Linked DNA regions of Homo sapiens: region 2 is linked to region 1. The links are chromatin loops, found by intact Hi-C in ENCODE. Cell type or tissue: heart left ventricle. All regions are shown on one strand. Each heading gives the region's core, and the rest is flanking DNA. Links, peaks and the distances in the headings are about the cores only.

Evidence for each region. Peaks named below come from ENCODE experiments on the same cell type or tissue, not always from the same donor. Only the 100,000 strongest peaks of a DNase experiment are listed, where the experiment ranks them.
Region 2: it touches region 1 in a loop (1.9-fold over the local background); 26 of 110 quality-filtered maps call a loop at or near these places.

Annotation. Positions count from the first base shown.
Region 1 is chr4:153,533,814-153,542,139 of GRCh38, forward strand. All of the region lies in intron 3 of TMEM131L (transmembrane 131 like), which reads left to right. It overlaps LOC105377498 (a long non-coding RNA gene), which reads right to left and starts at 8,130. Exons shown (of 3, transcript XR_939363.3): 1 at 8,041-8,130; 2 at 2,977-3,059. RefSeq lists enhancers at 604-1,180, 1,181-1,756, 2,271-2,776. In heart left ventricle, for the core only: no CTCF peak of the experiment used is centred there; a DNase peak (open chromatin) is centred at 5,058; H3K4me3 peaks cover 1,013 bases; H3K27ac peaks cover 1,290 bases.
Region 2 is chr4:153,483,986-153,492,311 of GRCh38, forward strand. The region is part of intron 3 of TMEM131L (transmembrane 131 like); the gene reads left to right. Among named protein-coding and RNA genes, the nearest start is that of TMEM131L, 22 kb to the left of the region's middle. RefSeq lists enhancers at 3,558-3,607, 3,618-3,667, 3,818-3,937, 4,038-4,107, 4,288-4,457 and 2 more. In heart left ventricle, for the core only: no CTCF peak of the experiment used is centred there; DNase peaks (open chromatin) are centred at 3,705, 4,466 and 4,876; H3K4me3 peaks cover 1,281 bases; H3K27ac peaks cover 4,124 bases.

The sequences.
Region 1 (8,326 bases), core at 58-8,057:
CTCTAACATTTACAGCATTCGTAATTTAGCAAATCACTAAATGTTGTATTTGTGATTGGCATGAATAGACCCGATATATTTTTTAAGCTGAAAAAGAAATATAACCAACCTGACATTGGTTTTTAAAAGTATTCTATACATACTTTTATTGTTTTGGTAAATTAGATTTGGTGAAGGTTTTGGTTGAAGTTTGGGAAACGTTTTTTATGATTCTGCAGTTTCTGACATGCTAGGATGAAGCCAGCTTTATACTGAGTAATTAAAAAGAAATATTATGAGGCCTGAATTGTGATTTTATAAATCAATGACACCGGTTTGGGAAGGTTTTCTTTCACTCAACAAATGTTACCGAGTGAGTGTTCTGTAAATACAAAACAGCAAACCAAATAGACCAAAATCTAGTGGACCTTGCAGTCTAATAGGATGTGAGAAAGAGAAAACTGCGAAACTAAATTTTATGGATGTTATAAGGTGATATGTGGTATAGAAAAAGTGGAAACAACCGGTCAAGGGAAAAGAGGATGAGGATTGTGGTGTGGGCTGCAGCTATAAACAGGAGGTTGAAGCTTATTAAGAGGGTGAGATTTTACAAGGATTTGAAGGAGGTGGAGGATTTATTTTTATTTTTTATTTTTTTTGAGACAGAGTCTTGCTCTGTCGCCCAGGCTGGAGTACAGTGGCGCAATCTCAGCTCACTGCAACCTTTGCCTCCCGGGTTCAAGCGATTCTCCTGCCTCAGCCTCCCTAGTAGCTGGGACTACAGGCGTGTGCTACCACGCCCGGCTAATTTTTTGTATTTTTAGTAGAGACGGGATTTCACCATGTTAGCCAGGATGGTCTCTATCTCCTGACCTCGTGATACGCCCGCCTCGGCCTCCCAATGTGCTAGGATTACAGGCGTGAGCCACGGCGCCTGGCCAGGAGTTGGAGGATTTGATGGAGATGAGGGAGTTTGCCATGAGGCTGTCTGGGTGAAGAATGTTCCAGATAGAGAGAACAGCCACTGCAAAGGACTTTAAGGTAGGAGGACCATATACTTGGGATATTCCCAGTGAAGCCAGAAGACCCTTGTGGTGAGAGCACCGTGGGTACAGACCTGGAGAGGGGTGTGGAGTTGGTGAGGTCACAGGGAGAGCACAGCGTGAGGCCTTGGAAATGCGGAGTTCTTGTGGGGATTTTGAGCAGAGCAGTGATGCCATTTGAATTAGGTTTAAAGAGGCCATGCTGGCAGTGCTGAGCCTGGGTGGCAGGGAAACCAGTGAGGCCCTTACAGCCAGGAAGCAAGAGATGGAGAGACATGATGGGTGCTTGGATCAGGTGTGGCAGTGGGCCTGGTGAAAGCGGAGCTCATGGGATTTCCGATGGATGGGATGCGGGGTGTGAGAAAGAGAACAGTTAGGGATGACTCCAGGGTTATTGGCTTGAACAACTGAGCGGAGATGGCTGTGGGCAGTTGGGTGTGGGGGTAAGATCAGGAGCTCAGTTTCACACCTGTTGAGTTTTGGGATGTCTTTTCGACATTCCAGAGCACATGTGGATGGGCAGTTGGGAAGGGTGCTGGGCTAGAGATGTAAATTTGGGGTGGTGTTTACAGCCTTCACGTTGGATCAGATAAGCATTGAGTCATTTTAGATTGCTTAGAAAAGAGGACCAGGGTCTGGAGCCTGGGGTGTCTCTGCATTCAGAAGGGTGGTAGAGGAGACTGAGAGGTGGCCAGCGAGTTAGGGGAAGTGAAGCAACATAACAAAACCAATTATTTAAAAGCTAACTTTTGTTAGCTTTTAAATAATTTATTAATGTGGAAATATGCTGTTTGAATCAAAAAAAGAAATAACTATAAGCTGTATTTAGGAAGAGTGTACCTTCCTATTGCTCTTGAGTTTTCAAAAAGCACATCGTTCTGAACATCTTTAATATTCTCACAGGTTCAGAACCATTTTGGAGAGTCAGGCAAAAGGAAAGTGTCTGATATTCTACTCATCCTAACGTTGCTGTTAATATTTTGGTATTTGCCTTCTCATTTTCCTTTGTATATTTTTTTTAGTTGTAATCTTGTTGCACACAGCAGCTTTGTTTCCTTTTGTTTACTTGTCACGGCAACGGCAGCACTTTTTTCATGTTGCTGTTTACAATCTTCAAAACACAATTTTTATTGGAGCGCTCTGCTTCTTTTGGAATGGGTATTTATTGAGAGAAGGATTGAATGGACAAAACCACGTTGCTACCAGCTGATCTTTGCTTTTCCCTGCCTTCCTGCACATCTGCATAGGATTCATACCGTGCTTTGTCTGGGGATGGAGAATGCTGGAAAGACAGGGGAAGTTGTTAGGATCTGGGCTGAAAATCCAGGAGCAAGACTGGGGCAGACCTGGCCACTGGGGGGGTTAACAAGCTGCTGATGGGGCAGAGGGAGTGAGGGCCTGTGGAGAGGGACTCCTGGGCTTGAGGGACCACGCAGGGCCATTCTTTCTTTTGCAGACATCTTCAGCAATAACACTTCAGTGCCTCAAGGGTTTGAAAGAAGAATTACAATTTAAAAGGAAAACTCTTCATGTATGATTTGCATATGAGTGGCATCTGTATAATTAAGAACAATTAAGTTCCCTGAGCTGAATTGAAAGGGAGGCTCCTGCTTCAGTTGCTGCAGTGCCTGCAGTGCAGCCTCTAGCTGTCAGGGCACTGGAGTTCTGTTGGAGGCATTCTGCCCACCTCCCCACAACCTCTAATAAAAGAAATCCTGAAACACTTTGCTGGGTGCTTGGCAAAACTCTTTACAAACACATTTCATTTAATCCTCACAATGGATTTAGGGGGTCTGTGTCAGTCAGATTCTCTAGAGGGACAGAACTGACAGAATCGATCGATCTATCTAGCTATCTGTCTTGTCTGTCTGTCTGTCTATCTATCTCCCTCCCTCCCTCCCTCCCTTCTATGTATATATATAAAGGGGAGTTTATTACAAAGTATTAAACTCACCCGATCACAAGGTCCAATAGGTTGTCTGCAAGCTGAGGAGCAAGGAAACCAGTCCGAGTCCCAAAGCTGAAGAACTTGGGAGTCTGATGTTCCAGGGCAGGAAGCATCCAGCACGGGAGAAAGCATAGGAAAAAGATGTTGGCTGGGAGGCTAAGCCAGTCTAGCCTTTTCATGCTTTTCTGCCTGCTTTATATCCTGGCTGCGCTGGCAGCTGATTAGATGGTGCCCACCCAGATTAAGGGTGGGTCTGCCTTTCCCAGCCCACTGACTCAAATGTTAATCTCCTTTGGCAACACCCTCACGGACACACCCAGGATCAATACTCTGCATCCTTCAATCAAGTTGATACTCAGTATTAACCATCACAGGGTCTTACCTTAATTTTATAATAGTGGAAACTGAACTTCTGATCACAAGAGCATTAGATGATCTCTTGTACTCATCTTTATGGTTAACTCCACCTTTGTAGATTGTTCCTGATTGGGACCCAGTGAACCTGTTACAGGAAAGAGGTTCTGATCTAGACCCCAAGAGAGAGTTCTTGAATCTCACACAAGAAAGAATTCAAGGCAAGTCCATAGTGCAAAGCAAAAGCAGGTTTATTAAGAAAGTAAACGAATGAAAGAATGGCTACTCCATAGTCAGAACAGCCCTGAGGGCTGCTGGTTGCCCATTTTCATGGTTATTTCTTGATGATATGCTAAATAAGGGGTGGATTATTTATGCCTCCCCTTTTTTGACCGTATAGGGTAACATACTGATGTTGCCATGGCATTTGTAAACTGTCATGGCGCTGGTGGAGTGTAGCAGTGAGGACAACCAGAGGTCGCTCTTGTGGCCATCTTGGTTTTGGTGGGTTTCGGCCGGCTTCTTTACTGCAACCTGTTTCATCAGCAAGGCCTTTATGACCTGTATCTTGTGCTGACCTCTTATCTCATCCAAGACTTAGAATGCCTTAACTGTCTGGGAATGCAGCCCAGTAGGTTTCAGCCTCGTTTTACCCAGCTCCTATTTAAGATGGAGTTGCTCTGGTTCAAAAGCCTCTGACAAACCTGTAGGAATTTAGCCTCATTGTTTCTTCCACTGCTGTGTTATATCTGATGGACTCCTTTCTCCCTAGACTAACTGGGAAGCAAGATGCAACTTTCCCTGATTTTTTCTCTTCTGATTTTGCAAGAACTCTGCAGTTTCACACAACACTGAACAACTTTAAGTAGAGCGGGAACACAAGTATTTTCCCTTGTAAGGTTCCTGCCAGCCACCCCACAGGAAGGAGGTAATGTGTATCGGTATTTGAGGATGTTTTAAGCAATCTTCAAAGAGTAGGATAATTCTTACCCCTTGCCTTCCCTGAAATGTAAATGGCAGTGGTTCTTATTGACTATGCTCCTTCCAGGACTTTGTTCCTTCCAGGTGGGGATGTCACCTGTGTGCTCCTTCTAGCACCTCTTTTCTTTCTGGTGTGGCCACATCAGTCTGGAATACCCTCCCACCTTTGGTTCCCTGAAGCATCTCATGGAGGTCCTTGTACGTCCCTGCAGGTCTAGTTACGAAGCAGAAGGATAGGCTCTAAACCAGTCACATGCAGGCACTTCCCAGTTTACATCAGTGCAGGGCCAAAGCCACCCTAGGCCCCCACCAGAACCAATGGGTTTTCCCAGTGAAAGACAGCAGGAACCATCCTTTCCATACTTAGGATTTTCTTTGTTTTACCATCAGATTTGGGTTATGTTTGAGTGACTTTTATTGCTTCAGCCACTTAGCTTTCTGGTTTATTGGGATGCTCTGCTTCTGGCCGCCCTGAAAGGCTGGCACTGCTGAAAAACCCGCCTCCCTCAGGGCAAGCAGGGGCTGGAGTGATGAGGCCATGTAGTATTAGTTCCGCTGAGCAGCTGCTGCTGGCAATTTCTGGTGTTGGAAAAGAATGGGAAGCTGTTCCAGTTAGAATTAAAGCTTACATCTTAAGAGAGTGTTTTCTCTCTCCTGAGAGAGTCTGCAGATATGCAGCCGCTGGCTCCAGGAAGTCTTTAGGGACCCCACGTCGCCTTCCCCAGGGTACTGGGATCTCCTACTCGTGGGACAAGGTGGAGACGTTTGTTTTCCTGGCAGCAGTTTGGAAACTGCCGGCGCGATACTTCGGCTTTCACCCCATTTGCTGGAACTTAGTCCCGTGGCCGTACCCAGATGCAGAGAAGCCTTGGAAATATGCCCACTTAAAAATTCCATTATGTGAAAGAAGACGAGAAGGGGGGATATTAGGGGCCAAAGAGCAACCTCTGTCACAGAACCTTGGGAAAGAAACAGTGAGATCTTTACCATTATTTCTCAAGGAAAAATTGCTTTTCATACAACATATGTTTAAGTCACATACCTCCCCCAAAAGGGGGGGAGGCGGAAAAAAACCCAACAAAACAAACACCCAGCAGTCCTCTGACTTGTGTTAAGGAGTCCTTGTTTTTCTGGGCACACTCTAGACTGGTTTCTCCAGTGCCAGTGTTTGTTGGGTTTCATATAAGAAAAATCGTTTTTAAAGTCCTCCTCTGACAGTGGGGTTATATTATATAAGTGAGCTTGGTGATAGTAAATTATACTTTATGGGCAAGTGTGTGGTCTATGCTAGTCTGCTGAATGGACAGCATGAAACTTCAATTAAAAAGGTTTCTGCTGCATTCCGTTTTAAAAACATTATGTTCAGAGGCTAGATTTTTTTTTTTTTTTTTTTTTTTTTTGAGGAGAGAAGACTTAACTTTTTGAATAATGACATATTGTCTGGGTATTCTGAGAGATGGGACTGGGCCCTGGTGGAGTGAAACACTGATATACATGTTAGTATTGTGCTCGACTGTAACAGCTGCTGTGAAGCAGGAGGCTCCCTTGCTCCTGCCGGCTCCTTTACTCATGAGGCTGGTCCTTCAAAGAATAGTTAGAAATTTTTCATTAGATTTTTCTGGCAATCTTGTTAACATTCTTTGTATTTGTCTGAAGATCATTTTGAGATATTTGCTCATATTGGGACTTTAAAAAAAAAACACCTGTCAGGGCCGGGCACGGTGGCTTACGCCTGTAATTCCAGCACTATGGGAGGCCGAGGCAGGCGGATCCCCTGAGGTTGAGAGTTCCAGACCAGCCTGACCAACGTGGAGAAACCCCGTCTCTACTAAAAATACAAAATTAGCCGGGCATGGTGGCGGGTGCCTGTAATCCCAGCTACTGGGGAAGGCTGAGGCAGGAGAATTGCTTGAACCCGGGAGGCGGAGGTTGCAGTGAGCTGAGATCGCGCCACTGCCCTCCAGCCTGGGCAACAAGAGTGAAACTTTGTCTCAAAAATAAAAACAAAAAAACAAAAAAAAAAACCCCAAAACAAAAAACATCTGTCAGTTCAGTGTGTTTTAGTAAAATATTATTCCGGGTCATAAAGTTACATAGGATTGTTCTTCGGTCCTACTGAGAAACTCTAGAAATTAATTATCTTTTGTACTTCACTTTTTATCTTATCAGCCTTTCTGTGATCTGTATGCCTTAACTTGTGTTTTTTCACTTCGTTAAAACTCTTCCTCCAGCCTTACCTGAAGACAGCACGTTCAGCCTTCTAGATCCTACTCAAATGCCACCTCTTCCAAAAGGCATTTCCTAACCTATTCCACGCCAGGTGATCTCTTCCTCTTGTGGATACTTAAAGTACTGTGGACTGTGCTCTCCCTTGTATCATATGTGTTATGTATTGTAGGAGGTGTGTGATACATACATAACACTGTGAGCCTGTGAAAGTTAGGCAGCCTGTTTTTATTTGCCTTTGGGGATTTCTGAATCTAACTGCCTTGGGTAGATAGAAGAAATGAATGTTGGTGGGATTTGGCATGTCTGCCTTTACAGTATGAATAAGTTCAGCTACCAAGTTGCTTAAAGTGTTATAGATGAGCTTTAAAACGTGGCTAGTGCACCTTTAGGAAACTAATAACTTAAATTTTTATGGACACTTTGAGAACTCACGGTTGGTTTTCTAAAAATAACATGCACGGTAATGCATGAGCTTGCATTGTCCACCCATGATCAAAGAGGAAAAAGTCCTTCATCCCTAGACTCCCTTATCTGCTTAGGGTTCGTGTGAATTTCTGCTTTGGCTTCTTTTTTTTATGTATAGTGTCTGGCAAACTCTGTTAATGCTGGAGGTATCTAATACTGAATGTTCGTGCTAACTTGTCCTAGAGCTGAAAGGTAATGCAAAATGTATTTTGTATTTTGCAGATGTTATAATCACATTTCATTATTTTAACATATAGTAGAGTGACCTACCCTAGCGTCTAGGAAAGATGTCAAATCTTTAAACCACAGAGGAGAAGCCATGAAAGTAAGGAGAAAGTTGGAATGGGAGTTGGAGTAAGGAGAAAGTTGGGATGGGAGTTGGGGAAATGTGAGCTTAATTGCTGGCCTATTCTTTAATAGGGTTTTGCAAAGTCCTTTAACTAGTTGGCTAAAGTAGATCTTTATAGTATGTGGAATGTGGTAAGAGTAAATATGTAAATATAATAATGTATTTTAAAATTCTTTGAATTGGAGAGAAAATGCCTTTTGGTCCTCATGGAATGTGGGGGTGAGGGACAGATTTCTTTGGTTGCACATGGAGTTATGGAAGACACAAGAGTCAGGGTATCAACAAAGCTTTCAGCTGGGCAGGTAGGCCAAGGCACTCACTGGCGTGGGAATATAGTACAGCCAGCTGAGGGGCGTTGCAAGCAAGATGGTGAACTGCATCTTTTATTCCATTGGGAGGTGCCTGTGGGCCATCCACGGGATGAGGCCTGGTACAGATGGAAACACGAGTCAGGAGCTCAGCAGAGTCTAGGCCACAGATACACAGGCTTGGGAAATGAATCAGTCAAACCACAGAAACCAAACTTTGGCTGATTTGAGCTGAAAAGATGTTGGGCAGCTGACAGAATCTCTAGGAAGACCAAAGAACCAGGCCCAGAAACCAAGCCGGCAAAAAGAGGGATTAGCAGCTAGAGCCACAGCCAAAAATATTCCATGGAAATAGACTGCTGAGAACCCCACCCCATCACTTACCCTGCTACAGTACTGCTGTGGTCCCCCAGGACAGATTCTTCAACTTCTTTGCTTCCTTGTGGCATCAGCTTGAGGAGGCCCTGCCTCAGGCGGGTAAATCTGGAGAAGTCTGGGTCATGGGCTAGCACCCCAGCTGTTAGTGGGGCTAGGTAAAACTAGTATCTGGCCCTTTCCGAATCCAGGAGGGATGACCATGGGAAATGTACCAATGCAGTAAAGGAAGATGCTGAACAGCTACAGTGATCACAAATGTCAGTGAAGGAAGCATTAATCTGTGGGTGATAGG
Region 2 (8,326 bases), core at 312-8,311, 50 kb before region 1:
GTTATGATATTAAGCTTCTTATTGCTTAAGAAGGTAGCAGAGCTTGGAGTTTCCAGGCTCAAAGGAGAAATTTCCCAAGGCAGTCTTCTCTGTCTAGGAACACCAATATTAAGATAATGGGGTCTCCTGGGAGCTTGTTACTTGTTTTAAGTGAATTGTCACCAGAGTATTAGTTTGTTGTTAGAGTCTTCCACATATGAAATATGACCCTGAAGTAAATAGTAATTTTCCCCCCAATCAATTAAACAAAAGAATGTTATCATGTTACAAATAATTGCTGTGGTAGTCTAGGCAGTATTTTACAGATGTGTGGTGCCCAATTAATGTTTTTGGAACCATTGTTTTAGCATTGTCTTTGCAACCAATTTATAAATGATATGAGAAAAAGTCTTGTTTGCTTATTGTAGTCTTTCTCAATGTTTTCTCCCAAAGTTTTCTCCCAAAGTAGTAGGGATGTAGTTTTTATTTTTATTATTTTTATTTTATTTTTATTTTTTTTTTGAGACAGAGTCTCGCTCTGCCACCCAGGCTGGAGTGCAGTGGCACGATCTTGGCTCACTGCAAGCTCTGCCTCCCGGGTTCATGCCATTCTCCTGCCTCAGCCTCCCGAGTAGCTGGGAATACAGGCGCCCGCCACCACGCCCAGCTAATTTTTTGTATTTTCAGTAGAGACGGGGTTTCACCATGTTACTCAGGATGGTCTCAATCTCCTGACCTTGTGATCCGCCCGCCTCGGCCTCCCAAAGTGCTGAGATTACAGGCGTGAGCCACCGTGCCCGGCCATAGGGATGTAGTTTTTAAAGTCTCCTGTAAGCATGAAAATTCTTTGGAAATTAAAAAAAAAAAAATTCAGGCCAGGTGCAGTGGCTCACGCCTGTAATCCCAGCACTTTGGGAGGCCGAGGCGGGCGGATCACGAGGTCAGGAGATCGAGACCATCCTGGCTAACATGGTGAAACCCCGTCTCTACTAAAAATACAAAAAATTAGCTGGGCGTGGTGGCGGGCGCCTGTAGTCCCAGCTACTTGGGAGGCTGAGGCAGGAGAATGGCATGAACCCGGGAAGTGGAGCTTGCAGTGAGCCGAGATCACACCACTGTACTCTGACCTGGGCGAAAGAGCGAGACTCTGTCTCATTAAAAAAAAAAAAAAAAAAAAAAAATCAGCATTTGTTGAGAATTTAAATACTACTCACTGTTGATTCGTTTTTATTATGTTCCAAAAATCTTCTAGTACAATTTATGTTTCAGGAAGGTGGCCATATTTAATTCATTGCGTTGCCTTCTCTAACATACATGTACACATCCCAGTTTGAGAAACATTGTCCAGTCCCTATTGTTCTTACCCAGTTTGTTCAGGTATTTTATTTGGAAAACATGGCTCCGAATGATACATGCATGTTGGATTAAAACTGAACTTCTTCTGTAGGAAAGATGATTTGCCCCCCTGTGAAGTGCCCAGATACCCACTGTTGCATTTGAAGGTGGATCCCAGAGAATAGCCTCAGTAAAAGCATAGTCATAGTGTGTGGCCTGCCAAGTGAACCATGTAAAATGTATATAGTAAATAATTCATATTGATATTGTGCCTTGTACAACATTGACTTTGAGGGTTGTAACTACCTTGTGGATGTTGCTGCCACTAAATTATTTACAGTAAAGGTTCTGTTTGAATTACAATCCAAACAGTGTTCGATTGGTAGTTATGACAGGTGTATGTAGTATGCATTTTTGGTGGAGTAATTCTTCTAGGATTGTAATTAATCCTGTTTCTTCAAATCAGGTCATGTTAATCCACTTAATCCATAAAAATTGGATTTAAGTAATTGCCCTTGTGTAAACCTTATGGTTTACAAAGTGCTTTCACATGTATCTTCCTTACATAACCAGGTGGATATGTGGTAGTATTCCCATTTTATAGATGAGGAGACAGGTTCATCAAGGTAAAACAATTTGTTGAAGGTTATAGAGCTATGAAGTGACAGAACATGTGCGTGATCCTAGGTGTCCTCTCTCTGTAAGTGCATACTTGTCTGCTTTGGAGTGGAAAGCCACTTTCCCAATTAGATGTACAGCTGTCTGTCGAAGGAGACTAAGTCCGAGATTAACGGATGGAAGCAACTGAATACTTTCTTAGGCCCTAGTATTATATGGTTCCTAGCAAATCCCTGAAAAAAAAAGAGCATGACTCGTGTAAGATAGACCCAGGGTTGGTCCTTCAGTAATATTTTACTGTATGCTAGATAACTTCTTTAGTTTTATGCTAATTCTAAGTGTGGATTATCCACAGATATTCAGCTACATAGCTTTTGAAATGTGGAAAATTTAAATCTGAAATATTGGGATTAGTTTGTGGAACACATGCCATTGTAATGTGTGCTGAGAGGTTGCCTTTAGAGGAGCTGTCCTGTCAGCTTGCTTTGCTTTGGGATTATTTTCAGCAGCAAGTAACAAAACCCTGACTCAACCAGCTCAAACAATAAAGAATGCATGATGTCACTTAACAAGAAGCCTGGAGGCAGGGTGGTTCTGGGTTGGTTTACTCAGCAGGTTAGTGTCAGCACCTGGGAGCCTGGTTCTTCGGACCTGTCTGTTCTGTTGGACTCTGTGTGCCGTGCAGCTCCCCTCACGTTTGCAGGAGGTCTGTGTGCTTCACAGCCTCCCAGCCTCCCACCTGAACATCCAAAGGCAGGTTAAAAGAACCCCTGGCTACTTTCTCAGAAGTACTCCCCAGCAGACTTCCCCTTCACATCTTACAGGTGGGTCTGCACTCACCTTGAACCACTCACCCACCCACGCCTGTGGAGTGGTGGAACCACGTGATCAGCTCTGTCCTGCAGGGTTTAGTCATAGGGAGCACAACCCGGCTTTGCCTAAGTGGGAGGAAGGGAATGGGCAGTGGGAAGGCCGACAGCAGTGTGTGCTATGCTGAGTGCTATGCTGGGCCACCTGAGCTCAGCGAGAAATGAGCGGTCTAGGGCAGTGTTTCTCGAAGCCTGGTCCAGGGACCTAAATCAGCATCGCTTGGGAACTCGCTAGACTGGCCGGTTCTCAGACCCCACCCCAGACCTGGTGTGAATCAGAAGCTCTAGGGGAGGAGCCCAGAGATCTGTTTTAACAAGCCCTCCAGGTGGCTCTGATGCACGCTCAAGTTTGAAAACCATTGGCCCAGGGTGAGGCAGCTCAGGGACCATGTTACAAAATATACTTTTTGTGGAGGATTAAATAATGAGAGGTAGAAATAGTCTTGTAGGTAAAACAGTGGGTGGAAATTGGGAGATGGTTGCTTTTCAGCCTGACTTACCACCACTGGCCCAGGATTTTATCAAACCTAGAATCCGTACGTATTCTCTTCATAGGGTATGGAGTGTTAGCTGGTGGATCGAGTGTGTCCGAAGAAGTTCTGCTGCAATGATGCACATGGGGGTGGGGTTCCAGGCTGAGCTTTGGTGTCCACCTATCAGGGTCTCATATGTCCTGGCATGCCTGGTAAATAGGTGGGTTAGGCCATTGCAGGTCAGCTTCCAGGGGAGGACTGAGGAACCTTCTGAGGGAGAATTCATTCATTATAAGGGAAGTAAGTTTGGCAGAAAACCTTGGCCCAGTAACAGAAAGTCTCAGTTGTTGGATGGGAGTGGCCACTCACAGCACAGGGTGGTATGTGTATTCAGATCTGTCTCCTGGCCCAGGCCCCTGTGGAGCTGCACAGGCGTGTGTGTGTGTGTGTGTGTGTGTGTGAGAGAGAGAGAGAGAGAGACACCCTCGTGGGCCTGTGGCTGAGCTGTATGTGTGTGTGTGGGAGTGTGCGAGAGAGAGGAGCCAGGGACAAGGAGAGAGACCCTTGTGGGCCTGTGGCTGAGGTGTATGTGTGTGAGAGAGAGTGAGAGAGACAAAGAGACAGACAGACTCTGGTGGGCCTGTGGCTGAGATGTGTGTTTGTGAGTGCGAGAGAGCAGACAGGGACAAAGAGAGAGACCTTTGTGGGCCTGTGGCTGGTTGTGTGTGTTTGTGTATGTATGAGAGACAAGAGAGACTCTTGTGAGCCTATGACTGAGGGGTGTGTGTGTGTATGTGTGCATGTTGAGAGAGACCCTGGTGAGCCTGTGGCTGAGTTTTGTGTGCGTGTGTGTGTGTGAGAGAGAGACCGAGACCGTTGTGGGTTTGTGGCTGAGTTTTGTGTGAGAGAGAGAGACCCTGTGGGCCTGTGGCTGAGTTGTGTGTAAGAGAGAATGAGGGTGCGTGAGTGCACCAGTGTGAGTGGGGTTGTTGGGGCATGAGGAAGGATATTACTTAAGGCAAAACTGAAAGAAGTGTTCTAAAAATTCTGTGAGAAACTGGGGTGGGCGGAAGCAGCACGGGGCACTGCCCACCCCAAGGGGACTTCCACACCCCGTCCTGCAGCTGGAGGGCCAGGGCTGCCTGTGGGAGGAGTGGGGACCGGGCCCTGGTGAGGGCAGGGCCCAGAGGAGGCAGCCGGGAACTTGGAGAGAAGGAACAAAATTGGGACAAGGGCCTGGGCCTGGGATAGCCCAGCCTGTTGTGTGCCACTTACAGGGGAGAAGGGCCTCCCCAGCCACACAGCAACCCGGGGATTCCCTGCGGCTCTGTTGTGGTGGAGTGGGAGCATTTGCCAGCTGAGGGGGCTGGATGGAGTAGGGCAACAGGAAGCAACTCAAGTTCAAGTGTGGTGTATTAATTTCCCAGGGCTGTCTAACGAAGTGCCACAAACTGCGCGGCTTTAGAACAACAGAATTGTATTCTCTCCTCACAGTCCGGTGGCTGGAAGTCCTCTGTCAAGCCGGCAGGGCCACGCTGCCTCTGAAACCCTCGGGGAGTCCGCCCTCGCCTTTTCCTAGCTTCTGCGGGCTCGCCGGCAGCCTGTGGGGTTTCTTGGCTTGCAGCTGCGGCACTCCAGTCTCTTGTCGCACAGCGCTCTCCCTGGGTGTCTCCGTGCTTTCACGTGGCTGTCGTATAAGGACACCAGTTATATTGAAGCAGGGGCCCACCCTACTCCAGTCCAGCCTCATCTGGACTAATTGCATCTGCACCAACCCTGTTTCCAAGTCAGGTCACATTCTGAGGTACTGGGGTTAGGACTTTGACATATCATGTTGGGGTTGGTGGAGACACAGTTTAACCCATAACACATAGTCCCCAGCGAGACTCGTCTGTGAGCCCTTGTGAATGTCCCTCACTTGTTTTCCTTGCCCTCCCCCAACACCAGGGCTCCTGAGAAACGCCTTTTTGGTATTGGGCTGGTGATGTGTGAAGCGATCCACTGTGAAGCTTCCTTCCTGAGAGCTGCACAGACCAGTCTACGGCAGCTTTGGACTCCTGGGCTCCAGCCGCAGCTGCAAAACCCACGCAGTTTCTTCCCAGCTCATTGAACCTGGCCTTTTGGTTGAATGGATTTTATTTCTGAATTATTTCTTTGTGTATCTGTAGGAGCACGTCCAAGGAAAATTCTTTATTTTCACAAGATTGTGAGCACTGGGGAGAAGTATTTTTTTCTTGAGACAGAGTCTCACTCTCTCACTCAGGCTGGAGTGCGGTGGTACGATCTCAGTTCACTGCAACCTCTGCCTTCCAGGTTCAAGCGATTCTCCTGCCTCGGCCCCCTGAGTAGCTGGGGTTACAGGCATGTACCACCATGCCCGGCTAATTTTTGTATTTTTAGTAGAGACGGGGTTTCACCATGTTGGTCAGGCTGGTCTCAAACTCCTGACCTCATGGTCCACCCACCTTGGCCTCCCAAAGTGCTGAAATTACAGGTGTGAGCCACTGCGCCTGGCCCAATTTTTTTTTTTTCTTGCGGAAAATAAGTGGGCAGATTTAATAATGAGCAAATAGGCAAAACCATGAAATCAAACCTCGTTCCTTGTGTCAGAATTCAGAAAAAAGCGACTAATGTAACTGGTGCCAGGCTGTGTGTGCTGTGGTGTGTCTCTGTATGTGAGTATCTTAAACTTGTTTCATTATCAGTTTAATTTAGCAAATGAATACGAGTTGATTCCCAGGCTGAAGCAGGTCTTGGTGGGCCATTCTGTTGGTTTGCCAGGAGAATCCTTTTGTTATTTCCTGGAAATGCTTGAATCATAGATGAGTCTCTTCCTGCGTCCGTGTATTTCAGCTGCAGTTTTCCAAGTGTGTAATAGTGCTGTCCATAAGGAATAGCTGCTGTTACTGTGAATTGAAATACTTAACAGGTCTACTTTCAGGTGGATAAATGTCACATCCAAATTGCGTGTTAGTTTGACTTTCAGGTAACTTAATTAGCAGATTCATGTTTTGGGAAAATCTGATCTGTGATCCTGAAATTGGTTACAGTTGGTGTAATTCGTGGGTAATTAGGCGCCTTTACAGTGACTACTCTAGTCATTAGAGGGCTGGGGTAATTTGAGGTTGAAATGTGAGAGTGAGATGGAGAAGGCACTTGCTCTCTAGTCCTTAATCTTTTAATCCATTTAACCTGGGTTGTAAATTCAGGCCTTATTTTAATTTGAAAGTATGTTTAGGGAGCTGGGAAGGGGTTTCATTAATTCACCACTTTCAGGTAATATAGTTAGGAGAGGGAGGTTATTCCTAGTTGTTTATTTGGGTAAACATAAAGTTATTGTGAGTACTGGAAGGGCTCATGAAAGTTATGTTGCTCCTTGTTGGAAACAAAAGCTTCTAGATTTAAAAAATGAGCGGCCGGGCGTGGGGGCTCATGCCTGTAATCCCAGCACTTTGGGAGGCCGAGGCGGGTGGATCATGAGATCATTAGATCGAGACCATCTTGGCTAACATGGTGAAACCCCATCTCTACTAAAAATAAAAATATTAGCCAGGTCTGGTGACATGGGCCTGTAGTCCCAGCTACTTGGGAGGCTGAGGCAGGAGAATGGCGTGAACCCGGGAGGTGGAGGTTGCAGTGAGCCGAGATCACGCCACTGCACTCCAGCCTGGGCGATAGAGTGAGACTCTGTCTCAAAAAAAAAAAAAAAAAAAAAGAAAGCCTAAAACCCAAAGAAAAGCACCACAAAAACAAGACCCCGTTCAGAGATGTGTCATATAGGTATTGTCCGTGTCGAAGTCAGAAATACATTTGTGGCATGTGGAATAGGCTTTATGGACACACAGATATCAAGTAACCTGATCTCTTGCTGAGTTTAAGGCCTGTCACGTAAATGCACACTGCTTACGTTTTCTTTTTATTTCCACTTTTGAATTGGGGATAAAAGGGGAAACTGGTGAAGGAAAGACATGTTCCTAGAGAGCTGAACACCTGTAATATTGACTAATAGAAGGGAAGAGAGTAGGTAGGAAGTAAGTGCAATAGGAAACTGGTAAACAGAGAAGAGAAAAACCGTGTTTTGAGATGGATTGGAGGCATTTTTTGTCCACACACTTGCTTTGGGGATTTTTATTAGGTAGACGGTAATTAGAGGTGTCAGTCATATGAAAGTAAATCACTAGTCTTTCGTATTACTGTTTTCTCAGTGGTCCTTATCAGTTTTTTTTGTTGCTCTGTAATCATTCATATGGTAAGACTTAACTTTTAGTCATGTAAATTTGTTTAGGGACAATTTAAACTATTTTGTCAAATTAGTCGTTTTATTCCAAGTTGTACGTCTTATGCATTTATTTAGTATAGTGAAAGCCTTATATACACATTTAATATAATTAGTCTCTGGATATTTGGATTATTTTTTAGTAGTACTTTTTTAGAGTGTGGGTTTTTTCTTTTCTTTTCTGTTTTTGAGACAGTGTCTGGTTCTGTCACCCAGGCTGGAGTTCGGTAGCCCAGTCTTGGCTCACTACAACCTCAGACTCCCGGGCTCAAGCCATCCTTCCACCTCACCCTCCTGAGTAGCTGGGACTACAGGCACTTGCCACCGTGTCTGGCTAATTTTAAAATATTTTTTGTAGAGACAAGGTTTCATGTTTCCCAGGCTGGTCTTGAACTCCTAAGCTCAAGTGATCCACCCACTCCCCAAAGTGTTGGGATTGTAGGCAGGAGCCACCACACCTGGCAGTTTTTTCCTTCTTGTTTTGAGATGGGGCCTTGCTCCATCACCCGAGCTGGAGTGTAGGTAGCATGATCATAGCTCGCTGCAACCTTGAAATCCTGGGCTCAAGCGATCCCCCTGCCTCAGCCTTCCAAGTAGTGGGGACTATTGGTCCATGCCACCATGCTTAGCTAATTATAAAAAAAAAAAAAGAAGGTTTTTAAAAGATGGAGGTCTCACTATGTTGCCCAGGCTGGCCTCAAACTCCTGCGCTCAACAGTTCTCCCATTTTGGCCTCCCACAGTCCTGGGATTACCGGCATGAGCCACTGCACATAG